2 separate regions of the Homo sapiens genome follow, and region 1 is linked to region 2. Evidence: chromatin loops called from intact Hi-C (ENCODE). Cell type or tissue: K562. All regions are shown on one strand. Links, peaks and the distances in the headings refer to the core of each region. The heading gives the core; the rest is flanking DNA.

Region 1 (15,393 bases), core at 7,584-11,583, 71 kb before region 2:
AAAGTGACGAGCAAGCAAGGAACTCTAGCACCAGGGATACAAACAGCTTTGCTGTGGGAGCCCCGGGGAAGGGTAGAACCTGGAGGAAGGCCAGGAATCAGAGAGGTGGAGTGAATCTTGGCAGTAGAGGTGCAGAGATGGCATTGCAGGAGGTGGTCACAGGGAAGGACAGCAGTCTAGGGGCAGACTGGCGGCAATAATGTGAAAAGCAGCCTGAGGAAGCACAGGTGGACAGCGCCATGGACTGGAATAGCCGGTGGCAATAGGAAAGTCAGAGACCCAAGGGGGCTATGAGCACTGCAGAGCATCCCCTGGGGATGTCCCAAGTTACTGAGGATGAAATCATGAAATGATACCTGAGGTTCTGCAGTTCTGCAGGTGGGAAGGAGGCTTTTGAGCTAGCACATGCCCAATCTAACTCTTCATGTGACCTCACAGGCTGAGGGACTGGGGACTCTTGGCCTTGTGGGCACAGCATGTGATTGCTGCTTCCGAATTCCCGTTATACCCTCCCATCAGGTTCCAGCATCTCATGCTGGGAGATAGGCAGGGCTCTCAGAAGCAGAAGAGAAGACAGGCTTGGAGAAAAAAAGTGGCTTTGCCCAGGTCCAAGCTGACCTGTGGCAGAGCTGGGACTCAAACCTGGGTCTGGGGAACTTAAAAGCCCATGCTCTGTCCCTTGGACCTCACAGTCACCCCAATCTGAAGATCCTCCATGGCTCCCACTGCCCTCAGGGCAGAATTCAATCTCTTCAGCTTAGTGGCCAAGGTCTTCCTCTCTAACATTATTCATCTCTTCTTGTCCACATTCTCTCCATCCATCAAAGTCCAGCTCAAAATTCATCTTGTCTACCAAGCCCTCATCACCTCAAATTCATCTTGGAGACTCCCATAACATTTTATGGGAGCTTCTGTTTTCAAACCCTGACATTGACCTTTTTCTTTCTCAACAACTCTTCTGTCGTAGGTCACCCATCCCCAAGGGCAGGAGCTTGCTTTTTATAAATGTTTAGACCTGGAACAGGTCCTATCCAGGACAGAGCCCAGCAAAGAGTGGGCTCAGCACAAGTTTGTGGAGTTGATGCAAAACCCCACCATTGTGTGGCCTAGCCTCCCCATCCTTAACCCGAAAGGAATACTCTGAATGGAGGGCAATTTTCCAGCCCCAGAAGGCTGCTGTGGTGCTGTTGGGTGCCTCATCCATCACATCTGCCCTGCTTTGATACAAAGCTACCCTGCCTCTGTGTGTGTGTGTGTGTGTGTGTGTGTGTGTGTGTGTGTGTGTGTGTAGGGTGTGGTCACACAGCAGGGGGAAAGAGCTCATTTCATGGCATTTGATCTTTGGTGCTATGAGGCCCAAGACCTCACCCAGACAGCCAGGCATCAGAGAAGGGAGTTTCTGTCCTCAGGGCGAGGGTTGGACGTCCTTCGCTGTGGTTGGTGGATCCAGTGGTCAGCTCCTTTTCAGCAGCTCACAGCTGCCCATGGCTCCTCCTTCTTCTTGTGAAATCTGTTGGTGATTGTGTTAGACCATTTTGCATTGCTATAAAGAAATACTTGAGATTGGGTAATTTATAAAGAAAAGAGGTTTAATTGGTTCACAGTTCTTCAGGCTGTACAGGAAGCATAGTGCTGGCATCTGCTTTTGGGGAGGCCTTAGGAAGCTTACAATCATGGAAGAAGGCAAAGAGGGAACAGGCATCTCATATGGCAGGACTGGGAGCAAGAGAGAGAGTGAAGGGAAGGTGCTATACACTTTTTTTTTTTTTTTGAGACGGAGTTTCGCTCTGTCACCCAAGCTGGAGTGCAATGGCGTGATCTTGGCTCACTGCAACCTCTGCCTCCCTGGTTCAAGCGATTCTCCTGCCTCAGCCTCCTGAGTAGCTGGGATTATAGGCGCATGCCACCATGCCCCGCTAATTTTTGTATTTTTAGTTGAGATAGGGTTTCACCATGTTGGTCAGGCTAACAACCAGATCTTGTGAGAACTCACTTGATAATGCAAAGACAGCACCAAACCATGAGAGATCCACCCCCATGACTCAAACATCCCCCCCCAGACCCCAATTCCAACACTGAGGATTACAATTCAACATGAGATTTGGCAGGGGCACGTCATTCCACCTTGGTCCCTCAAATGTCATGTCCTTTTCACATTGCAAAATATAGTCCTCTCTTCTCAATAGTCCCCCAAAGTCTTAACTCATTTCAGCATTAACTCCAAAGTCCAAAGTCTCATCTGGAAATGAGTTCCTTCAACCTATGAGCCTGTAAAATAAAAAACAAGTTATTTACTTCCAAGATGCTATGGGGGGGATAGGCATTGAGTAAACATTTTCATTCCAAAAGGGAGAAATTGGGCAAAATAAAGGGCTACAGGCCCCATGCAAGTTTGAAACCCAGCAGGGTAGTCTTTAAATGTCAAAGCTCCAAAATAATCTCCTTCAACTCCAGGTCTCACATCCAGGCCACACTGACACAAGGGGTGGGCTCCCAAGGCCTTGGGCAGCTCTGCCCCTGTAGCTTTTCTGGGTTCGGCACCTGTAGCTGCTTTCACAGTTGTTGAGTGCCTGTGGCTTTTCCAGGTGCAGGGTGCGAGCTGTTGGTGGATCTACCATTCTGAGGTTTGGAGGACCGGGGCCCCCTTCCCACAGCCCCACTAGGCAGTGCCCTCAGTGGAGACTGTACATGGGGGCTCCAACCCCACGTTTCCCCTCTGCACTGTCCTAGCAGAGGTTTTCCATGAGGGCTCTGCCCCTGTAGCAGGCTCTGCCTGGGCACCCAGATTTCCTATACATCTTCTGAAATCTAGGCAGAGGCTGCCAAGCCTCCTTCACTCTTGCACTTTGCACACCTACAGGCTTAATGCCAGACAGAAGCTGCCAAGGCGTACAGCTTACACTTTCTGAAGCAGCAACCTGAGCTGTATCTGGGGACCTTTCAGCCAAGGCTGGAGCTGGAGTGGCCAGGATGCGAGAAGCAGTGTCCAGAGGCTGCTCAGGGCAGCAGGGCCCTAGGCCTGGACCATGAAACCACCTTGGCCTCAGAGCCTGTGATGGGAGGGGCTGCCTCTTAGATCTCTGAAATGTCTTTTTTAGTTATGCAAATATCTCTAGCAAGTGGTTACCCCACAGTCTGCTTGAATTCATCCCCTGAAATTGGGCTTTTCTTTTCTATCACATAGTGAGGGTGCAAATTTTCCAAACTTTTACACTCTGCTTCCCATTTAAATAAAAATTCCAACATTAAGTCATTCCTTTACTCCCACACCTGAGCATAGATTGTTAGAATCAGCCTAGTACCTCTTGAATGTTTTGCTGCTTAGAAATTTCTTCCACCAGATACCCTAAATCATCAATCTGAAGTTCAAAACTCCACAGATCCCTAGGTCATGGATGTGATACAGCCAAGTTCTTTGCTAAGGTATAATACAGGTGACCTTTGTTCCAGTTCCCAATAAGTTCCTCATTTCCATCTGAGACCTCAGCAGCCTGGACTTCACCGTCTACATCACAAACAGCATTTGGGTCACAACCATTTAACTAGTGTCTAAGAAGTTCCAAACTTTCCCTCATCTTCCTATCTTTTTTTGGAGGCCTCCAAACTCTTCTAACTTCTGCCCATTACCCAGTTCCAAAGCCCCTTCCAGATTTTCAGGTATCTTTATAGCAATGCTGCACTTCTTTGGCATCAATTTTCTGTATTAGGCCAATCTTGGATTGCTATAAAGAAATACCTGAGACTGAATAATTTATAGTGAAAAGAGGTTTGATTGGCTTACAGTTCTGTGGGCTGTACAGGAAAGCATAGTGCTGGCATCTGCTTCTGGGAGGGCCTCAGGAAACTTACAATCATGGCAGAAGGCAAAGAGGGAATAGGCATCTCACATGGCAGGAGCAGGAGCAACAGAGAGAGTGGAGAAGGAGATGCCACACACTTTTAAACAACCTGATCACTTGAGAACTCACTGACTATCATGAGGACAGCACTAAACCATGAGGGATCTGCCCCGTGACCCAAACACCTCCACCCAGGCCCCATCTCCAACACTGGGGATTACATTTCAGCATCAGATTTGAAAGAGACATATATTCAAACATTATCAGTGATTATGGTTCAGGAACTTTGCTAGTGAGACCCAGTGGATCTGGCTAGAGCCCCGTGTAGGCCAGTTAGCTTGGTTCACTTCAGTGGTCACAGACTAAGTCAGATCCTGAGCCCTGGCTGAGTCCAAAGCCCAGCCAGGCATGTCACAAACCTATGCTGCCCTCTCAGGGGCCTTGCACTGCATAAGGATGCATGGCGATAGCACCACTGGGGCTCACCAAGGTTCTAGTTGATTTCACTCAACCCTTCATTTGGTGGTCTTTGGGCACTCTCCCAACCTTCTGTCCTCTTCAGGAGCCTGATCTCTTTACTTCTCAGCCATCTTATGCCCCTCTCCTTGCCATCTCCACTCTAGCCATATGCCATTCTTTGAGTCCCTCTTACAGTGTCTCCTCTAGCAACAGGGTCTTTGTTCATTTCTCTTCACCCAGAATACCCACCCTTCCTTCCTCTCTTTACTCTGTGAACTCCTCTTCCTTCCAGTCTTGCCTCAAATGTCATTTGGTCTGGAAGCTTTCCTTGACCTCCTGGCGAGGTTGACTTCCCCTATTAGTTCTGTTACTGCCTTTGTCACAGGTCCTGTCATCTGCCTTTCAACACTTCCTCAGTCGTGGAAAGGACCACAGCAACTAGCTCATGGCTGCCTCTCTGCAGCATGTCTGCCATTACCATGAGTCATATCAAGGTTCCTGTCAATGACCCATCTAATGTCCTCCTTCTTCAAGTCCAAAGCTCCTCAGCTCAAGGCCCTTTCTCCTCCACTCCTCCTCAGCCTCCCACAACCAAAGTAGCATCTTGGGCCTTGCCACTGCTTGGGATCACTGTCCTTTGACATACTGAACTCCAACCCCCCATTCTCCGAACACACCCTCCTGTGCTTCTCTCCTTCACTCTTACTGCACCTGATTTTTGACTTCACCAAAACATCCTGTTCCTTGCCCTGCGCTCTTCCTCTCCACTTATCAGCAACCCTTGGTTTCCCTTCCCTCTCTATTTGGCTCAAACTACATAACCCATCACTCCAACCTCGCTTTTGCTAGCACATTTAACTCTCCTGTTCCTTTGTGCTTCCACTCCATGTATCCTGCCAATGTCCATCCCCAAGTAAAGCATGCTCCCATCCCAGGGTCATTGCATATACCATTCCCACTAACAGGAATGCTCTTTTTTTCAGATGCCAACATGGCTCATTCCTTCGCTTCATTCAGTCCTCTGTTCAGATGTCCCCTTTTCAGAGAGGACTTCCCTGACCTCATTATTTAAACAGTGCCTCTGTCACTCTTTATTTCCTATTCTGTATTATTACCTCTTCAGAGTATTTTCCTGACATTATATTGTGTACCTATTTGTTTATGTTTGTCCACTGTTATATCTCAGGGCCTAGAACACTACCTGGAGCTTAGTAGGCATTCATAACTTTTTATTGAATAAATAAGTAAACCCCAGGGCATTTGAACCATCTGTCTTCTCTACAGGAGAATATATCCCAACCCTGTTGGTTGGGATCACTCCAAATTTTTGGTGTCCAACCTCGGCAGGCCTCTTGGTGCTGCTTGGCAATCCTTTTCCCTGTCCTGAGTCAGCTGTATTTTCTGTTGCCCTTGTGGGAGATTCCAGACCTTTATCCTTGTCCTCAAATCCCTACCCTGCTTGCATTTCATGATTGATGGACCTTCAGGTTGTTTCTGACTTTGCATTGTTACAAACAGGGGCCATGAAAATTCACGCACATGAAGCATTGCTCTAGGATCCATATCTAGAAGTAGAAAAGCGTACAATTTTGTCATGTCAATAGATTCTGCCAAACTGCCCTCCAAGAAAAGCTGTAGCAAATCACACTTCTACCAATAAAATAGCTGTTTCCACAATGTCTTCAACACTGGATAACATCAATGGTTTAAGGTTTTACCAATTTTATGGGTGAAAATTGGTCTCTTGCTGCTTTGTGTTTACCTGCTGGCTGGTAAAGGTTGACTATGCTTCCTTATGTTTTATTTGCCTTTTATTTTTTTCTTCATCTTTGAGTACCCATTCCTTTCATTAGCCCATGTTCTCATTGGGTTGTTTGTTTTTTTCTTATTAACTTAAAAATGAGATCTTTTTATATATTATGTGCATTCTTCATTTATCTGTTTGACAAATATTTATATACCTCAAGTATTTTCTCCCTTTTAACTTTGTTTTTAATTTTAGAGACTGAAATTTTTTTTGTGTAGCCAAAAACCTATCAAGATACTCTTATAATTTCTGGGACTTGTGACTTACTTAACAAGGAAATACTGTCCTATATATTCTCACAGTTTCATATAATTTTTTTGTGAGTGCACGTGTATTTAGCTCATTAATCCATTTGGGAATTGTATTTGGATATGACATGAGGTACAGATTTAAGAATATTGTGCCTTAACCCCCCACCCCCAATTTGACACTAATTGTCCCGTAACCATTTATTGACGAGTATATCTTTTCTTCATTGATTTTCAATGCCTTATGTAGTGCATATTATAGTCTCACATATACGTGGGGTTGTACTAGACTCTTTTGTTCCATTGATCTATGTCGCGGTGCCAACATTACACTGCTTTAATTACTATAGCTTGTGTTGTGCTTTGATAGCTGGCAGTGGAAGACTTCCTGCCCATTTTTTAAACACTTCTCTGTCATATTGCATATTTCCTTCTCTAGATGATCTCAGGATCAGCACATCAAGTCCTATAAAAATTCCTGTTATGATTCAAATTGATATTGCATTAGATGTTTGGATTAATCTGGGGAAAATGTCTGAGTTTTTAAAAACATCCTGGAATATACCTTATCTTTTCATTGATTCAGGTATTGTATGCCCTTCTGTAAAGTTGTCTATGCCTATCCTCGCCCATAGTGGTCTGATCTGAGCCCCGACCACTCCACTAAAGGAGCTCTTGCTAGAGGCATTAATGACCTTTGTGGTGTTCGCTACTGAGAGATGGCAGGTTATGGGGATGTCTTTGTCCACTCCCCTTGAAACTGGGCAGGGTTTTATGAGTATTTTGACCAATGGCAGGTGGTGAAAGTGAACTTTCCATTTATTTAGGTCTTCTTTAATTTCTATATGCAATGTTTTGTAGTTTTCTGTATACAAGTCTTTCACTTCCTGGGTTAAATTTATTGATAGATATTTTATTCTTTTATGTACTACTGTAAATGGAATTATTTTCTTCATTTCCTTTTGGATTTTTCATTGCTGATGTACAGAAACATGGTGTATTAGTTAGTTTGGGCTGCTGTTACACATTGCCATAGATGGGGTGGCTTGAACAATGAACATTTATGTTTCACAGTTCTGGAGGCTGAGGAGTCCAAGATCAAGGTGCTAGCAGATCAGGTGTCTGGTGAGAACACTCTTCCTGGTTTGCAGATGGCCATCTTCTTGCTATGTCCTGATATGACAGGTGGAGAGAGAGGGAGGGAGGGGGTAGACAGAGATGGGGCTCTCTGGTCTCTTCTTATAAGTGCACAAATCCCACCAGGTGGGCTCGACCCTCATGACCTCTAATCACCTCCCAAACTTCCCCATCTTCAAATACCATCACATTGGGGATTAGGGTTTCAACATATGAATTCGGAGGCACACGAGCATTCTGTCTGTAGCACATGGGACTCTTTCTCTTGGTCTTCAGTTGCCATACAAGCAGGTCTACTCCCCGGAGACCTCCAGGCTGTGAGGAAGCTCAGAGTAGCCCCTGCAGAGAAGTGGCATGGAAAGGCCCTGAGACCACAGGAAGAGAGAGAGAGAAGGCCAGCCAGCCCCAGGCCAGCCCCCAGCTCCCCGCCACCCAATGTTCTAGCTTCCAGCCCCTCTCTGGCTGCAACAATAGGTGAGACCCTGAGCCAGATTCCTTGCCCACCCCAAATTTCTAACCCACAGAAACCATAAGAGATGATAGGATAATACCATGATTTGTGTTGCTTTAAGCCACTAAGGTTTTTTGTTTGTTTGTTTGTTGTTTTGTTTTTACATGGCAATAGATAACGAGAACAGCCTTCTACTTCCCAAATCTAAAGGGCCATTTTAAGGCTAATGACTTCTCTGTGGTAGTCAACTTAGCAGAACTGTTCCCTCATTGAACCTCTCCTTTTCTTTGACTTCCTTGACAATTGTTCCTGGTTCTCCTACATCTGTGGCTACTTTTTCTTAGTCTTTTTCCTACACTTCTTTTATTCTCCCTTCCCCTTAAATATTGATGTCCTGGCCTCAGCCCTCTTTTCTTCTGATGAATTACACTCCACTCTCACCCATCTCCAAGTCGGTGCTGGCCCAGGTCTCTTTCCTGAGCTCTAGACTCATAAAACCAATTGCTGGCTGGGCGTAGTGGCTCATGCCTGTAATCCTAGCACTTTGGGAGGCCAAGGCAGGCGGATCACGAGGTCAGGAGATCAAGACCATCCTGGCCAACATGGTGAAACTCCGTCTCTACAAAAACGCAAAAAATTAGCTGGGCATGGTGATATGTGCCTGTAGTCCCAGCTACTCGGGAGGCTGAGGCAGGATAATTGCTTGAACCTGGGAGGCGGAGATTGCAGTGAGCCGAGATCGCACCACTGCACTCCAGACTGGCGACACAGCAAGATTAAAAAAAAAAAAATTGCCTACTGACCTTCCCTACCTGGATGTCTCTTTCTCCATATGTGCAAAATGGATCTCTTCATTTCCCCCATGCCCCAACATGTCCCTGTCCACCCAGTTGCCCAAGCCAGAATTCTGAGGGTCATTGCAGACCTCTCCCTCCCCCTTGCCTTGACACCATGTCTTGTCAAGTCTACCTCCTACATGTATCTAAAGATCATCACTTCCTCTGCTTTCTGCCCTGGACTATTGCCATAGATCCTAAATGATTAGTCTGCTTTCACTCTCTTCCCCTCCAAGCTACCCTCCACACTATGGCCAGTGGTTAAGAACACCAGCTTTGGGGCTAGGTAGATCTGTTTTTGTGCCCCATCTCTGCCATTCATTGGCTCTGTGACCTTGCGTAAGACATTCACTTTTCTGAGTCTCAGATTCTTCATCTTTAAAATGGAAGTAATAATAATAATTTTACCTACTGGGAAGGTTGATGCCAGGATTCAATAAGAATGCATCCTCAGCATTTTGCACAGTGCCTGGCACACAGCAAATGCGTAATAAATGATTGCAGAATGTTTGAGAAGGGGGCTTAGATGAGAGTATGGATGGCTCTAGCAGCTTCCTTTCTTTGCTGAAAATAACAGTTCTGAACTCATGGACTACACCAGATGTGGCTTGGCTGTCGAGTCTGAATAGGAAAGACTGTGCATTTGTCCAGATTAAGGGAGAGCACAGATATTGCAGAGGGCATCTGAGTTGTATTCCTGAGGTCACAGTGGCAGCTAGGGCCTGGAAAAACTGACAGGTCCTTGGAAGCTGACATAACTGGCCCAACTGGAGCCAGCACATCTGGAACTAGACAGCAGAGGGCAGCAGAGGTTGGTGCGATTGCAGTTCCCTGGGTTGGAGTTGGGGTTGGGGAGGAGAAACCTAAAGGAAAAACTTGGGATCCAAATGGGGGTTTGGCTAGAGGAGCTGTCCAGAGGATAGCAGTGCTCTTGAGCATCCTTTCCCTTAGGGCCTGGGATGAAGATGATTAAGGAAGTAAGGCTGCTTGGGAGGAAAAGAGGAGGCTAAGATTTAGAAGTGGGAGCTGAGTGAGTGAGTTGGAACTTTTACAAAGTATACTAAGAAAAGTGAATCTATCCTAGTCTTGTCTATTTGGGCCTTTGCTCATTTCTAGGAATCCCAATGGTCCTTCTATGGGCAGAGTTATCAACTGGGGACCCCAGAGGGTGGAGATGCTTTTATGTGTGATAGATGATGAGTTTGTAGTACAGGTAGGGGCCACATCCCTAAGGTATGAATAAAAGAAGCTTCAGGCTCATGAGGAAACCAAGGCCCAGAGAGGGGAAGTGACTTGCCTAAGGTCATATAGTTAGGATTAAGAGTGAAAGCCAATATTTACTGAAACGTTCTAGGTATTGCTGAACACATTCCATGCATTACCTCACTTAATCCTCACAATAACCTCATGAACCAGGATCAGGTGTTGTATCATCACATTTTACAGAAGAAGAAACTGAAGCACAGAAAGGCTAAGCCACTTGCCCAAGGCCAAACAGCCAGTCAGTGTTGCACCAGGATGCAAATCCAGGCAGCACAATTCCACGGCCTGTGAATGTAACCACCACATTCTGCTACTTGCCTAGGTCAAAGGTTAGGTTTCTGTACTCCCAAATCAAGGCTCTTACCAGTATAGACAATTACTCTATATTGTCTTGGATGGAACCCAGTTTCAGTACGTCAAGTCCTGGTCTCAAATTAAGTACACTAGAAAGGCAGTTTGCTACTTTAAATGGAAGCTCAGTTAATCCTTTTGTGAGGTAAATACTGCCATTTTTCTTCTCCTATCTATAATTTACCTGCATTGTGATGTTTCTACACTGTGCGAACTGTCCAGGGGACATATGGTTGGCATGCTTCCTATAGAGCGTCACTGCTGATACAGGTTCTGCTTTAAAGGGCTTCTTTCCCAGTCAGCTCTAGATTTCTCCTGAGTTGCATTCCTATACCACATTGTTACTGTAGTCCAGGGATGGTGAAAGAAAGTCAGTTAAAGTAATGTTTTCTTTAAAAAAATTCTCTATTTTGTTTTCCTTGTACTATTGCTTGTTATTGAGCAAGCAACCATTCTTATTCAGTGTCTGTCTGCATAGAGGCATTCATTCATTTATTCATTCATTCATAAAACACTTGCTGGGCGCCTGCTATGTGCCAAGCACTTTGCTAGGTCCTAGGGGTACAGTGATGAACCAGGAGAGCATGGTCCCTGTCCTCATGGAATTTTGAGTCTAGAAAGAAAGTCAAATCATCCCTCTCAGGTGCCTCTAACTGAAATTGGGAACCGCCCATCTTCTCCGTCACCGTTGCCTTAGCTTGAGCTCTTATCATGTCCCTTCCTTGGATCACTGCAGCTGGTCTGCCAGTCCCTGTTTCTCCCAACCCCCACCACAGCCTGCACACAGCAGAGAGCAGCAGACAGACTCCACCTTTGAAAACATCCCTTCAAACATGTCACATCCTTCCCCTGCTCAACCTGCTCAAAATCCTTCAATGACTCCCCATTTCCTGTCAAATGACATCCACATTCCTTCACCATCTGGCCCGATTCAAGCAAGTTCATGAGCCCATCCTGCCCTATCCTCTTCTCTATAACCTCATTTCCTACCTGGCCATCTGCTTTAGTAGGTTTTCTTACTGTCCTCATACACTTCCAGCTCATTCTTCACCTTTAGTTCCATCTCCTCATATCCTACCTATCCTACAGAAGCTCTGACTGGGGTACCACCTTCTGTAGGAAGCCTCCCCAAGGACTCCCTCCTTCCTCTGCTCTCCCTTCTCTGTGATCCTGGGCCCAAGGCCTGAGCTGGTGCGAAGATTAAATGACATGCCATTATGGGCAAATTCTTTGTATTGCATCATGGGAGACTTCATATCCATTCTCATAGCTACCATTTATTAAGCACATGTTCTCTGCTAGCCAGTGGAGCTCAATGGCTTAAAGAAACCATTTCGTTGAGTCCTCATAACAGCTTGTGAAATAGACAATATTGATTAGGTCCATCATTCAGATGAGGAAATTGGCTCAGGGAAGTTGTGTATCTAGCCCAAGATCACACTTATAGATAGGTCCATCTGGGGATCCTGTGCTCCTTCCGAAGGTGGTCCATTGGACTGAGCTGGTTTGAATCCCAACTGTGCCTCTTTTTAGAAACCTGTAGTGCAACTTTATATGACCTTTCAGGTCTTTAACTCTTGATTTAAAACTTTCTATTAATATTTTCCCTGGTCCTAATTCTCTGCTTTTATTTTGTCATTATTTTTTCATTGTCATTAACCACCTCAAAGTCTTTGGGAAACAAGGTGGGGTAATTAAATTAAATGCATGAAAATAAAATTGTTTCCTTGGCTCCACTTATAGTGCCCAAGAAAGAATTGGGAACCGGTGCTAGGCGAGCATCGTCTAACCTTGTGCTCTGCAAGGCCTTGAGGAAAAGGCAATCCAAATTAGAAGCCAAAGGTCAGTTCTTTCTGCGAAATAAGAGTCCATGCCAGGTTCCCTATCAACATGCCTGACTGTGGCATGGACTCTATTTCCTTCCATAGTTTTATTTTTATTTTTAAGGAGCCATCAGGTGGTAATGGATGATTCATGCTTTACTTACTCTTCTTGTTTATTTCCCTTCCTCGACCTTCAGATTTTTTTCCCCTTAATGTTTGTTCCGGGTTTTGACAAAGCACCGAGGTACTTGACTTACATTGGTAACTTTTTTTTCTAATGTCTTCTTAGGAAAAAAAAATGAAAGGAAGTGACAGTATTCCAAAACCATCTTTTATTTTATCAGTGGATGGATTGCACCTGCTGCTCTCCAATTGTTTCCTTTTACAGTAAAACCTCATTAGAAGACACTCCATGAGTACCAAATGGGGATAGCTTGGGCCCTGTCTGTCTTGACTTTGTCCACTCTCAACAAAGTCATAAATGAATTGAATAAATGGACTCTGTGCACTGAGTTTCTATACTTCAAGGCAGCAAACTTTATCATTTCCTTGGTAGGACCATTTGCATACAAATGATTGATGCTGAGGATTCTTTTCATTTCATTAAGGCAAGTCTCCTAAGACCTCGATTAGGCTACAACTTGTTAGCTTACTTGGAGCTACTGTGAATTATTCAAAACAATAAAGCTTCATTACTTTACAAGTAACCTACAATACAGATGGTTCACTAATTTGAAAGGCTACCTCCAATTAGTTTGAATAAGTGAGGTTGGACTGCATTCAACAGCAATTTATTGATTTCTTTCATCATACAAATCACTCTCCCTAGGCAAGAATTCTTTTTAATAACCCCAGTACTCCGTGAAGACTGGAACAGTGGCATCTCCCTCAGAGACAAAGATGTGGTGCCCACTCACCTGTCTGAGTTGGAATCTTACTAGTAGAGGTCACTTGCACTGATACACCCACACGCTTAAAATCTTGTTCTTAGTGGCTAAAATTCAGGGTCAATATATGGCTGGGACAGAGAATTGGTTCTGTGTGATGCTGGCCAAGTTGCTTTACCTCTCCAGGTTGGAGTTTCTTCACTCTGCAATTATATACTCAGTCTGTGAATGAGACTAAGGGCAGCCCATTACCAAGGTTTAGGCTCATTCTCTGAACAGGTTTAGGGAACATTCTAGGCTGGGGTTAGTGCTCAGTCAGTGGCCAGGGTTAGAGCTTGCTTTGTGGATGAAGAGCTAAGTGAAGGGGACTTTATTTTCTAATCCTAACTGCCTGCTTATAGGTAGCGCTATGCTCTACCCCACTGAGCTGAGGACATAAGACACCAGTAGCAACGAGGCAAGACTGGAATTATAGGACAGGGACACTTAGGAACATAGGGAAAGATACTGGAAAATTTATATTCCCTGTCTAGTACCTCAACATTTTCTGTAAAGACGGCAAGAGGGAGAGGCTCACTCGCAGTCACTGACGTTGCAAGGAATCATCAGATTCCAAATAATTATTTGCAATTGGTGCATTTCCTTGCTGTGAATTTCTTTCTCAGGGACTCTGGCCATGGGGTGCTGGTGGGATCTGTTCCAGTCAAGTTATCTATTCTCTATGTCTCCTATGGGTGTGGACGAAAGGAGATGGGCTGGGCCACCTTGGCCATGTTTGAGTTAACAAATGACAATAGAATTCCTGCTTAGAATGCTAGGGAAATAGGTTTCTTTGACCTCCTGGGAGGAATTGTAATCACCAAGTTTTCAAAAGGCTAGGGAATCTTAACTGAAGGCTGCTTTTCATTTGAGACAGGAAGAGACAGACACGGAGGGTGAGACTGATAAGTGAAAGGGCGTGAAGCACCATTTCCCCCTTCAGGATGCTGGGGCTGGGCTGGAGAAGATGCAACCGGAGGTGGTGGTGGTGATGGCGGAATCCACTGTGCCTGACCTACATGCTCACAACCACCCTATGGGCTCATTACCATATTACTCCCACTTTACAGATTAGGAAACTGGGGTACAGAAAGAAACAGAGGTCACCCTGCTAGTGAGTGCAGTGCTGTAATTTGAACTCCAGAACCTCTGAGAATTATGGTTATTGGAAATACCAAGTCAATTTGGAATAGCAGGAAGACAAGGAGAAGAGATGGAGGGGGTTATGGTATCATGGTACCTCAAGTGCCCAGAGGTGGCCTCAGTGCCAAGAGGTAGCACAGTGCAGTGGTTAAGAGCATACACTAGGAACCCCACAGTCTAAGCTGACAGACTTGGTTCAAATCCCAGATCTCCCACTTTCTGGCTGTGTGACCTCAGGCAAGTTACTTGACCTCTCTGTGCCTCGGCTTCCTCATCTGCGAAATAGAGACAGGGATAATAATAGTACCTACTTCATGGGATTGTTATGAGGCTTGAATGAATCAATGAGGGAGAGTGTTTAGACAACACCTGACACCTAGCAAAAGCTACCTGGCTGTTTAACATCTAGTGTAGTAATGAATTGCCCACATGCTGGGTCTGTGGTTGGCTGGGGGATCTTTGAGCCTCAGCTTCTCCCTACAACCTACTTTAGAGTTGATGTGAGACATAAATGAGGCAAGGTACATGGAGAAGAGCACACAATGAGCTGTTTAGCATTACTATATCAGCCCTTTATAACCCAAAGGTAGAGTCCACATTGGTGTAGCATCTGTGAGTTCAAATGTTGCATTAAACGAGTGGGTCAGTGGCAAGGTATGAAGATAACCTTTTCTGATCTGCAAGGAATTCTGTTTTCTTTCAAAAATTTTTAAGAGACAGGGTCTTGCTCTGTTGTCCAGCCTGGAGTGTTGGGCTCAAGCCATCCTCTCACCTCAGCCTGCCGAGTAGATGAGACTACAGGCACACGCCACCACACCTGGCCGGTTTAAAATTTTTTTTGTAATAATGGGGTCTTGCTATGTTGCTCAGGCTGGTCTTGAACTCCTGGTCTCAAGTGATCCTCCCACTTCAACTTCCCAAAGTGCTGGGATTATAGATGTGAGCCACCGCGCCGGGCTGGAATTCTGTGTTCAATCTAAGTGACTTTAGAACCTGCTGACACACAGTGAAGAGGGAAAGGGCCATGGCCTCAGATACCATTGGGCCCAGATCCACAGCCTCAAGAATCCACACCCTTGGTAGAGCCAATGGGTGAGAACTCAGTCTCCA
Region 2 (15,393 bases), core at 3,864-7,863:
ACTTTTCCTTTCTGGACCTCAGTTTCTCCATCTGCATAATGAGGGGGTTGGGGCTCTTGCTGTTATGAAATCTCTCTGATTGCTGGCCAGGGTCATCCTTCTTCAGATGTCCTCTCCCCACTCCACTTTTTGCATTGATCCAGTAAAAACAACTACTACACAATGAGGAGAGGGAAGATGGTCACATCTTTGTGTATGTCTGTTAGCTGTTAGTGTTGACCCATCTAAGAACCAGTTGGACAAGTTGTGATGATTTTGCCCAAATAGAGACACTTGATATGGATCATAAACCTAGAGCAATTATTAACAAGAATATACAATTCCTTCTTTCATTCAACAAACATTTATTGAGTATTTGCTTTGGGCAACAGCACTGCTGGTGAGAATATAAAAACGAATAAGACATAGTGTTACTATCTCATATAAGTCAGAGATATATACAAATACCCATGGGAATATGTAACATTTACACAATGCTTCCCTTACTATAAGAACCAAACTCAGTGCCGAGTACTTTATAGGTATTGATTCTTTTAATCCTTTCAGTAACAATGGGAGCTAGGTGCTAGCCCTTTTTTCTGATGAGGCACCTAAGGCTCAGAAAGGTTAATAATTTGCTCAAAGTTACCTATGTAGTAAGAGACAGAGCTGCCTTATTCTAGAACCCATGTGCTTAACCACTATGTACTTCATGGCTTCCTAATTCAAGACAGTATGAGTTAGGTGCTAGAAGTTCAAATAAAGTGATAGGTGGACCCAAAAAGTGAGAAACTGCTTCTTTTTTTTTTTTGGAGACAGAGTCTCACTCTGTCACCCAGTCTGGAGTGCAGTGGCGCGATCTCGGCTCACTGCAAGCTCCGCCTCCTGGGTTCACGCCATTCCCCGGCCTCAGCCTCCCGAGAAACTGCTTCTTGATGTTCAGTGAGGAAAGAGTGTGGGCTTTGAGGTTAGGCAGTGATATAGTTTGGTTCTGTGTCCCCACCCAAATCTCATCTTGAATTGTAATCCCCACATGTTGAGGGAGGGACCTGGTGGGAGGTGATTTGATCATGGGGTCGTTTCCCCCATGCTGTTCTCATGATAGTGAGTGAGTTCTCATAAGATCTGATGGTTTAAAAGTGTTTGGCAGTTCCCCCTCCCTCTCTCTTTCTCCTGCTGCCTTGTAAGATGTGCCTGGCTTCCCCTTTGGCTTCCACCATAATTGCAAGTCTCCTGAGGCCTCCCCAGCCATGTGGAACCGTGAGTCAATTAAAACTCTTTTCTTTATAAATTACCCAGTCTCATGAGAACTCTGCCCCCATGATCCAGTCACCTCCCACCAGACACCACCTCCAACACTTGGGATTATAATTCTACAGGAGATTTGGTGGGGACACAGATCCAAACCATATCAGAGCCCTTTCTTCCTGATCAGTTTCAGAAGGCCAGAGGATAGACCCAAAGGTGGGGGGAGAAGCAGGTCAGGAAGAGGAGAAAACTAACATCCAATGAGCAGGGGACTGTGCTAAGTATTTTACACACATTATCTCATTTAATCTCCCAACCATAATGTCTTTGTCCATTCCTGTTGCTATAACAGAATACTCGAGACTGGATAATTATAAATAATCCAAATTTATTTCTTACAGTTCTGGAGGCTGGGAAGTCTGAGATCAAGGTGCTGGCAGTTTCTGTGTCTGATGAGGGCCCAGTCTGTGCTTACTAGATGGTGTCTTGAATGCTGCTTCCTCTGGAGCGTTCAAACACTGTGTCCTCATATGACATAAGGGACAGAAGGGCAAAAAGGGAACTAGGGTGCCCCTTCCAACTTCTTTTATAAGAGCACTAATTAATTCATGAGGGTGGAACCCTCATGACTTAATCAATCTCAAAAGGCCCTTCCTCTTAACACATCACCTTGGGCTTTTAATTTCAACATATGAGGCCAGGCGTGGTGGCTCACGCCTGTAATCACAGCACTTTGGGAGGCCAAGGCGGGGGGATCACCTGAGGTCAGGAGTTTGAGACCAGCCTGACCAACATGGAGAAACCCCATCTCTACTAAAAATATAAAAAATTAGCCGGATGTGGTGGCACATGCGTGTAATCCCAGCTACTCTGGAGGCTGAGGCAGGGGAATCACTTGAACCCGGGAGGCAGAGGTTACGGTGAGCCAAGATCGTACCATTGCACTATAGCCTGGGCAACAAGAGTGAAACTCCATCTCCAAAAACAAAAACAAAAAAATTAAACATATGAATTTTGGAGGGACACATACATTCAAACCTTAGCACTTAAAAAATTAGGTACCATTATTATCCTCATTTAACAGAGGAAAAAACTGAGCCTCAGAGAAGCTGAATAACTTGCCCAAGGTCACACAGCTAACGAATGGGGTTGAGGGGCAGGATTTGAATTCAGTTATGTGAAACTCCAAAAGCTGAGTTCTTTTTAATGCCTCACACTGTTCACTTTAACCCACAAGAGACGTGGATGAGTCAACTGAACAGCAGTGGCTGGTGGTGACATAGGACAATAAGCAGAACTGAATAGCATGTGGATAGCTCTGATGAGGGGGGCAAGTCACACTTTGAACTCACATAGGTCAGCTATCTCACTTCTGTCCCCAACAATGCACTGAGTCCTACCCTTGCCCCCAGGATTGTCCCTCACCTTGACTGGAAACTGAGTCTTGCTGCTGACCACAGGTCCTGAGCCCCAAATGCAGCAACATTTCCAGAAATTTTACAGCTACTTGCTGCCTCAGGGCAGGAGAGTGTGGACAGTTTCATGTACCTCCTTCCCATCTCCAGAGAAATACCTTGAAACAGTGGTCCCCACATTTTTGGCATCAGGGATTGGTTTCATGAAAGACAACTTTTCCATGGACTAGGGTTAGGAGGGATGGTTTCAGGATGACTCAAGTGCATTATATTTATTGTGCACTTTATTTCTATTTTTTTTTTGTAATATATAATGAAATAATGCTACAACTCACCACAATGTAGAATCAGTGGGAGCCCTGAGTTTGTTTTCCTACAACTAGATGGTCCCATCTGGGGGTGATGAGAGACAGTGACAGATCATCAGGCATTAGATTCTCATAAAGAACATGCAACCTAGATCCCTCACACATGCAGTTTACAATAGGGTTCGTGCTCCTATGACAATGTAACGCCACTGCTGATCTGACAGAAGGTGGAGCTCAGGTGGTAATGGGAGCAATGGAGAGCGGCTGTAAATACAGATGATGCTTCGCTGGCCCATCTGCTGCTCACCTCCTGCTGTGAGGCCTGGTTCCTAATAGAACAGGGAGCCATAGTGGTCCATGGCCCAGGGATTGGAGACTTATGCCTTAAAACATTTATCCTGCTGATATTCATTCAATAGTATCCTGAACAAAAGACAGCACAGTGTTGGGCCGACAGTTGCTCACCTGACAGGCAGTTATGAAGTATCAATTATGTGCCAGGCATTGTGCTAGGTGCTATCACAGCAGTGACCTTAAAGTCTGGCAAATAGATACAGATATTCGAAAACTGGTCATTTCAATCTGATATTAAGATATCTGGGAGCCTACAAGGGGTTCAGAGTGGGCAATCAGAGCTGCGTTCCTTGCCTCATGGGCCTTGACCCCTGAATGGATATGGTGGTGATGGGTCCTCTCTGCAGAATTACAGCAGGCCCGTAGAGCACAGTGTGCAGATGCAAAAGTGTTCCTGATGCACTGTGAGAGGACCTACCAATGACAGGTACAGCCATAGCTGTTATGGAGAGGGCAAAGTCACTGTGGGCAAGGGTGTCCTGAGAAAGAAAGATGAAATCTTGGATCTGGGACTACGAAAACAGATGTGGCCAGGCATGGTGACTCACACTTGTAATCCCAGCACTTTGGGAGGCCGAGATGGGAGGATTGCTTGAGACCAGGAGTTTAAGACCAGCCTGAGAAACATAGTAAGACTCAGTCTCTACAAAAAATATAAATAAATTTAAAAATTAGCCTGGTATGGTGGTGCATGTCTGTAGTCCCAGCTACTTGGGAGGCTGAGGTGGGAGGATCACTTGAGCCTAGAAGTTTGAGCCTGCATTGGGCTGTGATTGCACTACTGCACTTCAGCCTAGGGTAACAGAGCAAGACCCTGCCTCTAAAAAAAAATGGATGTAATTTGGTTAAATGAAGAGAAGGATTCAATTAAAAAATGATTCTCCCAAGTGTCAGATCTTTAAATCTTACTCTAAACGCATGCCTTCAGCTTGGCTTGAATTTCTATTGGTTTGCTTTTATGCTTTTTTTCCCCTCACCTTGTACATTTTGAAGGCTAGGTAGGGTGGGAAAATGGATTATAGAAAAAAGAAGAATGAATGAATGCTCTAACCAATAGAACTTTCTGCAGTGATTGAAGATTCTATTCTGTGCTGTCCAATACAGTAGCCACTAGCCACATATAGGCAATTGAAGCGTGGCCAGTGGAACTGAGGAACTGAATTTTAAACTTCATTGGAAATATGATTAGTGGCTATTGTATTAGAAAGCGCTATGTGTTCCAACCACTTAGCAATATGCCATACACACCCTAGTAAAGGTGCAATTAAATATGAAGGCTTCTATTAACCTAGTTATGGGGGACACTTATTTGGGTGTGCATGGGCTTGCCCAATCAAGGATTGGAGCACCAAGTTTCCTAAAAACAACCCTGCAAGAGCTTATTCTTAATTTGCACGGTACCTTCAGGCACATTATCTCACTTAATCCCATAACAACTTTGAAGTGGGTAGAGCAGAGATTATCACCTCCATGAACCCCAGTAAGTTTAGGTGATGATGGCAAGGCCCTACAGCAAATGAGGGTGGAGACTAGAAGCCAGGTGTTTCTCCTCCTGGTTAGAAAATGCTTTCCATCCAGGCGTGGTGGCTAACGCCTGTAATCCCAACACTTTGGGAGGCCGAGGCGGGTGGATCATCTGAGGTCAGGAGTTCGAGACCAGCCTGACCAACCTGGTGAAACCCCGTCTCTACTAAAAATACAAAATTAGTCGGGCATGGTGGCGCATGCCTGTAATCCCAGCTACTCAGGAGGCTGAGGCAGGAGAATCGCTTGAACCTGGGAGGCGGAGGTTGCAGTGAGCTGAGATAGGGTATTGCACTCCAGCTTGAGCGACAGAGCAAAACTCGGTCTCAAAAAAAAAAAAAAAAAAAAGAAGAAAGAAAGAAAAAAGAAAAAAAGAAAAAGAAAAGAGAAAGAAAGCAAACTCTTTCCAGGGGAACAGTGAAGGGAGAATGGTCTCCTGCTACCCATGTCTGCTACTCATATCCTGGGTCTCAAGGATGAAGAGGGGTGCCATGCTTCACATGCTTTTTTTTTTTACTTGAGTGTGGTTAATGGGCCATAGGCTATTAATGAGAACCTTATCTTATTCCCTTCCTGCTACCTGAATTTAGGCAGTAAAGATGTTTTTGAAAATTTCATTTATATATTCAAAATTATGTATTGAGTACCAGTCATGTCGCAGGTACTGTTCTAGGTCTGGGGACACAGCTGTGAACAAAGCAAAGATCCCTCCCTTGTGGAGGTAACCCTTCTGGTGGAGAGAGACTGATAATAAATACATTGTGTATATATAGGATTTTTGCAACATTTCAAAGATATTTTAAATATGCCATGGTCTCTCATGTCTTTTATGGCACACACGCACCCTGTCCAATGTATCTTTTGTGTAAATCTGGACTTAACACTTCAAGCAAACTGCCTGGCTTGCTGAAAGGTGGAGACACCTTTCGATTCAGTCTTTTAATATGTGTTGAGTGCCACCTATGTGCAGAGCAAGATATTGGGGACTTTGGAGAGATCCAGAAGAGTGAGAAGACAGTATCCTACCTTAGGGGGTTCCCAGTCCAATGAGGGAAGCAGCCCCATGCCTTGGGAGCTCCCAAGCTATAGAAGCAGCTAACAATCGAGTCTGGAAAGGCAAACAACTTCAGGACCCGCTTCTAAAGCGGAATCGCAAGTACACGCAAAATGAATCCAGCCTTGACTGTGTGGAGTTGGGTAAACCACCTGCCTCTTACGTTGATGGGGAACTAGAATGAGGACAGCTCCAGGGAACAAGAAAGGGTAGACCATAGGAGCTGTCCCATGTCCCAACAGTGGGGAGGAGCTGATGGGCGGCCCCTGCTGGATTAGTGTTATCCTGAGAAGGCTTCTGGATGCGATGGGATTTGAGGTGCTGCTGCAAAGAATGAATTGCTCACGGAAGGGTGGGGTGGGGGCATTCCAGGTAGAGGGTGCCTCCTGGGGGATGCAGGGAACATGAGGGGCCTGGGCAATTAATCAAGCCTTGGGCACAAGCCTAGGCAGTCACCCCCAATTCAAAGCCAGTTGAAAATGCAGAGGAGAGAGGAGGGCCAGTGTTTGGTTGTCTTGACCAAACCCTTGAAGCTGGCCAGCGGCAAGGGCAAGGACCAGGGTCAGAGGTAGAGGGCGTGAGTGAAGGCAACCCAGACTGAGTCCTTCCCTAAGCGCCCAGGTTTCCTGACAGCTGTTAAGGAAGCAAGGTGAGAAAGGGTTAAGTGTGCCCCTCCACCGCCCCAAATGCTTCCTGTGTTTGAAATCCTTCAGGTCTCTGCAAACCCTCTGGCCCCCGGCCAGGCGGGCATTGTCCGGGGAGCGGTTGTAGGTTGTCAGAGAGGCCGCGCAGCCTTTGTTGTGGGGCCACCTCGGGGTTCCCTCTCGCGCTCACGCTCGGGCTGGGGCTGCAGAGTGCGTGCCTGGAGGGGGGCGGTGCGGGAGGCTCGCTCCCTCTCCCTCTTCCTGCCCCCCCTCTAGCCCTCCCGATGACCACATGACCAAGTGGGCTCGCGGCCAAGCCACAAGCTACAAAATGCAGCCCCTGGAGTGAGCGGGGAGCATTCTCTCTGGCAGCCGGGGTCACGGGCAGTTGCAGCCGCGGCCGAGCAGCCAGCCGCTAAGAAAGAGCTCGCCGCTGCCGCTCCCGGAGCCGCCGAGGCCAGCTTCGCGGCGCTGCCCCGCGGCGGGAGAGGAGGCTGCAGAAGAGCGGAGGCGGCCAGCGGGAGCGGCGGGGCTCAGCGCGCACACTCAGCGGCCGGGGAGCCTCCCGAGCTCTGCGCCCGCACGCGCCAGCCGCGGCTCGCGCCTTTCTTGGCCTCCGGGCGCCCGACCTCTCCTCCCCCGCGCCGGCTCGCCGGGGCCGCGGCGGCCCAAGGAGCAGCATGAATCTGCGGCTCTGCGTGCAGGCGCTCCTGCTGCTCTGGCTCTCCTTGACCGCGGTGTGTGGAGGTGAGTGCGCGCCCTCCCGCTCGCCCGGGCTGCAGCCGGCGTGCTCCTTTCCCTCCGCCCTATTCGCACTCTCCCCGCCTCCCGGGGAGCCCGGCGCGAGCCGTGCAGTAGCAGCCACGCGCCGGCCAGCGCCAGGCAGCAGATTGACAGAGCGCCCCGAGCCATGGGGCGGCTGGCCACAAGGACTGCTTCTTTTGCGGGGCTCAACTCGGCCTTTGGCATCACCTGCCCGTCACCTTGTCCCTCCTAACCGTCGCTCGCAGTCCCAGGAGCTCAGGACCACAGGTGTGCGCCGCGTGTCCCACGCCCTGCACCCCGCGTGGTAGAGGTGGAGGCGGGGGACATGCCCGCTCCCTCGTGGATCGATGGAAGGAACTGACCAGAGTCGAGTGGGCTGGGCTCCCATGTTGAACGTCTTCTGGTCCCTGAAGGCTGGGAGCCTCCCGCCAGTCCAGGGGCGCGGGAAACCGGGGATGATGTGCCAACATGCAGACGTGACACTTGTTGCATAGGCAGGAGTGCGCGGAGGGGGTGGCGGCATGGAGCCCAGCTGTTGCTCCTTTCGGCCTGCATGTGTGAGCAGAGGCAGCCTCCCCCAGGCAGGGCCGGGCCCAGCCGGGCTGGGCTGGTCTTCTCCTCCCTAACCCCAAGGTCCTGGCTGGTCTCCTCCCCTGCACAGGATGCCCTCCCCATAGCCTCCATCCCACCCCCAGAGACTTGGTTCTCTTACATCCTGGCTCCAGCCTTCCTTTCTGTCCCAGGCACGGACATGCTTCACTTTAGTCTCCCTGCCGCTAGGCACCAAAGGAGGAAGCACAGCACCTGACCCGACCCCTCCCTGCAGCTCAGGAAAGGGGAGTCCTTTTGCCCTCACCTGCCAATACTTGGCACTAGTGCCCATGTCCGCCCCTAGCCTGGTCCCCAACCACGCCCCAGCAGCCCCATCCCAGGCTGCCTGTCCTCTGTGTCAATGTCTCCTGGGGCTGCCAGCTCCCACCTCCAGCTGCCACAGTCCTATGATCTGGCTGTCATTGCTGCCTGCCTGGCACCACACAAGGGGAAGGCCAAGACCAGGTGGACTAACGCCAGGACCATGGCTGGAGTCACAGGGAGGTGGGAGCAGAAAGAAGGAGAAGGCAGGGCAGTGAGTTTCCTGGGGCAAGGGCACAGGGCCCTAAGTGGTTCCAAACCCTCCAGAACAGGAGGATGGCATGCAGCCCAGGAGCCTCCGAGGGGCCCAGCCAGCTCTGCCTGCCTCTCATCGCAGGCCACCTCCTTTCTCTGCTCTTGCTTTTTGGCCCTGCTGTGGCTCTGGGAACACTGCCTGGCTTCTCAGAAAGGTGCAGTGGTTGGGGCTGGCACCTCCTGCCTCCAGGTAGCTGGCCGGTGATTTCTCTATTCAAGACCTGAACACGAAGTGAGCCACCACCACAGTAAGAAGTGGGTAGGCTTTTTCCACAGAAACTCCTGTCAGGCAGGTAACAGAGGGAGCAAAAGATACGAATGTAAGATACGAATGATACACCATACCAGCCTATCCTCAGGGAGCCTACCATCTGGTGTCATTGGCAAGGCATGACACTTGCACAATACCACCACAGGCAAATAGTCCAGGGTGGTGCCTTCAGGGAAGAAGAAGACTGGGTGCAGAGAGTGTTCCAGAGGAAGGTAGGGCTCCTGGATCTGCACACTTGGTGCTCCCCCCAGAGGCTGTGGGGAGACCCCTGGCCAATAGACAACCACTCAGACCCTCCTGGGTCCCAGCCATTGGGACAGTACTAGCAAAGGGGAGAGAGCTGGTTTCAAGGGAAGGGAAGTCAGCCAGGATGCCCGAACACCATGTGGCTGGTCCAGAGCCTGCCACTTCGTGCTTTAATTCCCCCGTCTTCATTAGGTCATCTGTCCACTGTGATTTGGATAAATTCGTTGCCCTCACATTTTGCTCAAGCCTCGTGCTGGAAACTTTCAGGGCTCTCACTGACTTCTCTACTCCCTGACTTCTCCTGGAGCCAAGGAAGGGCATGTCCCTGGAAGTGGCCACCAGCCAAGGGTCCAGGTACACATGTCCTGCTCCCGCTGGCTCCTGTCCTGGGTTAGAAGCAGGAATCCCAGAACCACTTTGTCCTTGGCCCGGACTGGCATGCTGTCCCCAGCCAGAGTCCCCAGTCAAAGTTCCAGCCTGAAAACCACACTTCCTCCTCTCCACAGTCTGTCCTGACTTGAAATGTCCACCCCCGACCCCTCTCCACGCTGCCTCTCATCACCCCGCTACCACCACGTACACTCCTCCACTGCCTCCTGACCTGGGATACACTTTGCTCTTGTGAGTCTGAGAACTCCTGGTCCAGGGCCAAGTGTCCCTCGGTCTCTGAGCACCCCTCTTTTTCCCCTTCTCCTCCCCCTCCGCAGGCCCAGCTCAAAGCCTGCAGTCACAGTGGGAGTGTGAGGAGAGCCTACTGTACCCCTCCTGCTCAGGGAAGGGCATCTCTACTCCATCCCCAGTCCTCAGCACTAAGCACCCGTGTAACCTGAGCCAGGCCTCTCCTCGCAAAGAACTAAGGCAAGGGAAGCAGAGGGCCACCAGACAGAGCATGATGTATCCCAGGGCAGCAAAGCTGGCACTGGAGACAGCACAGGGCCCTGGAGAAGGCGACTGGGATGGGGGGCTGGGCAGACAAAGAGACACATGCAGGACCACAGAGCAGTGGAGGGGCATTGCCAGCAGGGTCCCCACCGGAGCATACGTTTGGGCTTTTAAAGTCATCACAAGACAGGCCAGACTGAGAGAGGAAAAACAGGTGCGTCATTCCTGATGAGACTGGCATGTTCCTGAAAAGTCGCAAGTACCTCTTTGTGCATTGGCAGGGTTGGAGTTCAGATAGCATGAAAGTCAAATCCTGTCCTCCCCCTGACTGTGGTTCTCAGCGTGGAGATGTTGTAGCTTCGTGGCTGATGGCACTTCAGCAGGCAATGGCTCCAATCTCTCTAGGCTCGAGATTGTTTGGAGGATTGCTCCAGCCTCCTTTTACGTAGCAAATGAGCTGGAAGAAAATATTTAAGTGCATTAGGGCTGGCCTCCATTTCTAAAGGGGAATTCTTTTTTACAGTCAAGACTTCTGCAGTGATGAGAATCAACAGCCTCTAATTTGTTCCTTTGGACAGCATAAAGCCAGGGTTTCAGATGTCAGCTTATCTGATGGTGAGCCAGACTCAGAATCAAAAGTAGGAAACAGGTGGGTGACGGGCTCAGAGTGCGGGAGGAGCCAGCAGATCTCGGTGATGCTGAGGACAATGAGTCCCCAACGCAATGGGAGGGATGCAAGAAGCCTGGGGCTGCTCTCCAGGGCCCGGCTGGGGGTTCAGTCAGCTCAGAGTGGTTCTTCTCTGCAGACCTAGAGTCTAGACATCTTCCTGGCCAGAGCCACCAACCCTGCTCCCCATCCTGACATATGGCCTCTAGCCCTCCCTTTCTGACTGCCAGACACTCACAATCTGAGCACCTGGAGATGATGCCCTCCCCCTCCTGGCACCATGCTTCTCTTCTCCATGTCTGCCACCACCCTGAGCTACAATGGCCTGCACCACTGCCCCATCCCTTCTGCACCCCCAGCAGTCGAAGGTGCAGAGGTGAGAGCCAAGTGTTGACTTGGTTCACTTCACAAGGCCCCTAGGTCCTTCCCCTGCTCCTTATCAGCATCATTCAGATCCGCCCTCAGTGATCAGGGTGAGCCTTGTGGGGACCCCAGAACTCAAGGCAGAGGCTGAAGCAGCTGCAGTGGGGAGCTTAGTGAAGGTCTTTCCTTCCTTTCCCTCTCCAGCCCCAGCCCCCTCACAGATGGCGCCAAGAGGGTAGCTCTATGACAGTCAGACAGAAGCAGCCCCCTTGTTCCATCCATACTTACTGCTCCAAAGTGCTAAGATAATTCTTCTTTTAATTCTCATAGGTTATGAATTTAAGGGATAAGTTGGCACGGAAGTGTGGCTAGTTAACCAAATGACCCAAGTCAACAGCGGGGTCCTCATGGGCCTGGCAATTTTTCTTGGGGAAAGAGGGAAGGAGGGTGCAGGCTTGGAGAATATGTGTTTATGTGTGTGTGTGTGGAGGGGGTGGGTATGTCTGGGTGTGAGTGGGGAGAACTGCAGGCTCAGAAGCCTGGGGGAAGAGGGCCCTAAGGCCAAACCCACCCACTTTTGGCCCAAGAGGAGGCTGAACACTTGGAAATTGTGTGCAAGCAGAGGAGGACTCACAAAAACCAAGGAGCCAAGGAAGGAACAGAGCGTGGGGATGTTGGAGGCAGAGGCAGAGGGGAAGGGGGAGCTGCCAGGGGTATGATTGGGGTGTGAGCAGCCAATGGGAGGCTCTATGGAAACTGTGAGCAAGTGGTGGGAATTCCTGGGTAGATGGCAATGGGGCTCGAGGGACAGGGATCTAGATGCAGGCAAATCAGATGGTGTGCAGGGGGAGAGAGACTGTTATTCATTATCTCTGGCCTCAGATGCTGTATCTGCACAGGCCTGTACTGGACATTGCACAAGTACCCTGCCTGGCTGCCTCTTCCCCAGCACCATCTCATCTCCACACACTGCCTGCCACCACCAGCCAGGCTTGTCTTGGGGGTGGCAGCTCAGCTTCCCTGCATGGACTGCAGGCTTCACGAGAGTCGGCCTGCATGCCTTTTCCCTCACTGCACCCAAGGATACCCTGCACCACTTGGATTCCATTGTCAGGGCTCAGTCTGGTGTCAGGAGGCCTCTACTCTAAGCCTCCTGACAGATGTGGACAGATGTAAAGAGGAGCCCCAGAGTGCAGAATAGAAGCCAGCTGGGATTGAAATGGAAGGAATTTACATGAGACACAGGATGCAGGGTGTGATCTGGGAATTTCAGGAGGTAGGGCATTGGTGGGGAGGTACCAACTGCAACAGCCCACCCCCCTCCTGGTGCACAGACATGCTGCTGAAGGTGACCATTGTTTCATTTATTCATTCTCAAATATTCATGCAATATTTATTGGTCTCTAAATCTGGTCTCAGGTCTCTAAATCTGGTCACAGCATGAGGCAGGCTGAGTCAGAGACCTCTCCCCCTTAACCCGCCTGGCCCAGCCCCATCCACTGGGAGGACTTGGCGCCCTAGAGATGCCTAACCACCGATGAGACACCCAGGGGCGAGATATGAGCTCCCTAGTACTCACAAGTGGGTCATCCTGCATATCAAAGGATGTAGGAGTACAATGACGTGATGTTCGGGATTTGCTTTAAAATACTGCAGTCAAGGAAAATAGAAAAGGGATAACTAAAGCATATGTGACTCCATCTGGATAACTGTTGAATCTGGGTGATGGGTCCATGGCGGTGGGAGGGTCATTGTAATGTCATATGTCTGAAATGTTTGAAGTGTACCAGTTGCAGGGGTGCCGTGGTGATTACTGCCTCCTGCCCCCCAGCCAAGTACAGGCGTGACAACCCAAAGTGCACACCCCCCAATGACGTTCCAAAGAAAGAACCCACTTGTGCCTGTCAGAAACATGATATAACTGTCAAAAGGACAGAAAGTCAGCTACATCAATGGCAAGATGTGAGTAGTAGGTTCCGTTTGTCCCAGGACAGTGCAGAAATGGCAAATTTTCCCTCAATATGAAAAAAAGAAACAAAGAAAATCTATGAGAAGTGCCACCACATGGACAGACCACCCCTCCCGCGGGCCTGTGGTCTGCAGCCCCTGCCCGTTTCCAACAACCTTCCTCACTAACAGGCTTTCTCCTTCCTGCAGGGTCCCTGATGCCGCTTCCCGATGGGAATGGGCTGGAAGACGGCAATGTCCGCCACCTGGTGCAGCCCAGAGGGTCAAGGAATGGGCCAGGGCCCTGGCAGGGAGGTCGGAGGAAATTCCGCCGCCAGCGGCCCCGCCTCTCCCATAAGGGACCCATGCCTTTCTGAAGCAGGTACTTGAGCCTCTGTTCAGTGGACAGTGCTAAAGCGGAGGGAGAAGGACAGCCTAGAAGCCGGGTGATCCTGCCGCTCATCACTGGCCAGACACATCCATCAAACAGTCCTGGCGCCACACTCACAGAGGCTTAGAGCTGGCAAGAGAGCTTATGGGGCAGCTGTCTAGCCCCTTTATTTTACAGACGATCTCCTCGTCTGAGGCCTAGAGAGGGGCTTGATACTTGGGGCCAGTCTCCCTTCCACCCTGCTGCCTGGGGTTGGGGAGGCTGGCCTGCTTAGAGATTTCTAGACATCCTGGTGGACCTTAATGGCTGGGGAGGGGTGCCCAGGGCAAACCTACAGATGTCCAGTGTAGATTGTCGCCAGAGTTGGGGAAGGAGGCAGAGAGCTCTAGGGGCTCTCAGGCAGAGAACAAGAGGACAGTTGTGGCTGTGGTTGCCCGGAGCTGTGAGAAGGAGGGAAGAACCAAGGTGGCAGCAGAGAGAGGAGAGCTGAAGCCTGCCCCTTCCCTGGTCTGCTGGCTGTCCCACTGCAGTGGGGACAGGCAGGCACCAACTCAGGGGCCTTGGGATTGAGGTTTGGGCTGAGTGGAGTTTGGGGGAAAGAGAAGGCGGTCTCCTCTCTCCTCTCCTTTCCTGGGGAGTTCCTTTGGCCTAGGATATGTCCATGACTTCTCTCTTGTCATTTTTGTCTCCTTAGGACTGAAGGGGCCCCCAAGTGCCCACCCCCGGCGGTTATGTCTCCTCCATAGATTGGTCTGCTTCTCTGGAGGCCTCACGTCCATTCAGCTCTCACCTCGCACCTGCTGTAGCCACCAGTGGGCCCAGCTCTTCTCACCTGCCTGCTTCCCCCAGTGGCGTGCTCCTGGCTGTAGTTTGGATGATTCCCGTTCTCTCACAAGAATCCGTCCAGTCCATCTTCCTGGCCCCTCCCTGGACTGACTTTGGAGACCTAGCCCCAGAAAGCCTCCCTTCTTCTCCAGGTCCCCTCCGCCCTAGTCCCTGCCTGTCTCATCTAACGCCCCAAACCTTCATTTGGGCCTTCCTTCCTCATGTCTGCCCTGAGCGCGGGGTGGAAGTGCTCCCTTCTGTGGGCTCCAGCAGATCCCTTGTTTTCCTGTCAGTTGGACCCCTCACCTGGCCTCCAGGGAAGAATGCAGAGAAAAGCAAGGAGAGACTCTAGTTAAGAGGTGCTGGCTGCGGGGATCCAGACAGGGCACATTGGGGGCATGGAAGTGCCAGGGTGGTTTTCAGGAGCTCTGGTGAAGTGGGTGGAGCATCAGCGTTTGCTCAGTTAAGGGAGAGGTAGAGAGGGGCCCGTGAAGTCCTTTGTCACTTCTCTTGCCTTAGTGTGCCTCCCAATACTCCCTTCTTCCTGCCCCCACACCCCATCCCCAGCTAGCCCAAGCTCCAGGTCAGGAGGGGAGGGTGCTGGGCCTGACATGGCTATATACCCTCCCAGGAGTAAAAGCCAAGCAAGAGGTTGTTTTTGCCAAGAATCACAGAATGTTAGAGCTGACAGGACCCTTGAAGGTCACTTAGCCTTCTTAGGCAAACGCCTGCAAAACAGAAGCCTGGAGAGGGGAGTGACCTGCTCAGAGTCATTGCAGAGCCGGGATGGGGACCAGGTCTCCCATCTCCTACTTTATGACGCCCTCTTCCCTCTTGATGATGTCTTTTCAAAGCAAATGAAGTGCCTTTTCCCGAGGCTGGGGCTGGGGGTGGCTGGGAGGGGAAGGGAAGGGAGAGGCAAGCTGGCTGTGAACTGTCCTGTTGTGGGGCTGGAGCTGCTCCCACCTCCCTGACCTACCCCTGCTGCACCATTCCCCCAGCTGGGCTGGAAGGTTCCATAACTGGCCAGCTGCCCCCATAACTGGCAGCATTCCCAGACCCAGGGTACTCTAATAGGGGCGGCTCAGGCACTGAGACTACCGCTCAACCCCAGGGTGGTTTTCAGGAGTCCGAGGTAGCCTTCAATCACTGGACTCCATGGCCTTCCCTTCGTGTTGACCGGACCTTCCTTCCAGGGCTTTTCCTTTGGGGGAGGCGGAGAGGGGAGAAGAAGGAAGGGAAGGGCAGAAGGAAGGAGGGAAGAAAAGAAAGCAAAGGAACAGAAGGAAGGAAAGAAAGATGGGAGGAAGTGCAGCAGGAATAGCACCCTCTCCCCGGGAGGC

The links. A loop is a pair of places that touch in the nucleus more often than their neighbours do. Peaks named below come from ENCODE experiments on the same cell type or tissue, not always from the same donor. Only the 100,000 strongest peaks of a DNase experiment are listed, where the experiment ranks them.
Region 1: a loop joins it to region 2, with 3.0 times the contacts of the local background. A loop is called at or near these places in 29 of 110 quality-filtered maps.

Annotation. Positions count from the first base shown.
Region 1 is chrX:129,720,742-129,736,134 of GRCh38, reverse strand. It overlaps LOC124905214 (a long non-coding RNA gene), which reads right to left. Exons shown (of 2, transcript XR_007068327.1): 2 at 7,246-7,829. Among named protein-coding and RNA genes, the nearest start is that of XPNPEP2, 11 kb to the left of the region's middle. In K562, for the core only: a CTCF peak has its summit at 9,574 (motif pointing right); a DNase peak (open chromatin) is centred at 9,584.
Region 2 is chrX:129,646,444-129,661,836 of GRCh38, reverse strand. It overlaps APLN (apelin), which reads left to right and starts at 6,881. Exons shown (of 3, transcript NM_017413.5): 1 at 6,881-7,273; 2 at 13,045-13,216; 3 at 13,920-15,393. The coding sequence starts at 7,207. The coding sequence ends at 13,211. RefSeq lists enhancers at 5,698-5,757, 5,768-5,857, 7,550-7,609, 11,384-11,883, 11,884-12,385 and silencers at 7,040-7,119, 7,210-7,259. In K562, for the core only: a CTCF peak has its summit at 5,790; no DNase peak of the experiment used is centred there; H3K4me3 peaks cover 1,062 bases; H3K27me3 peaks cover 2,115 bases.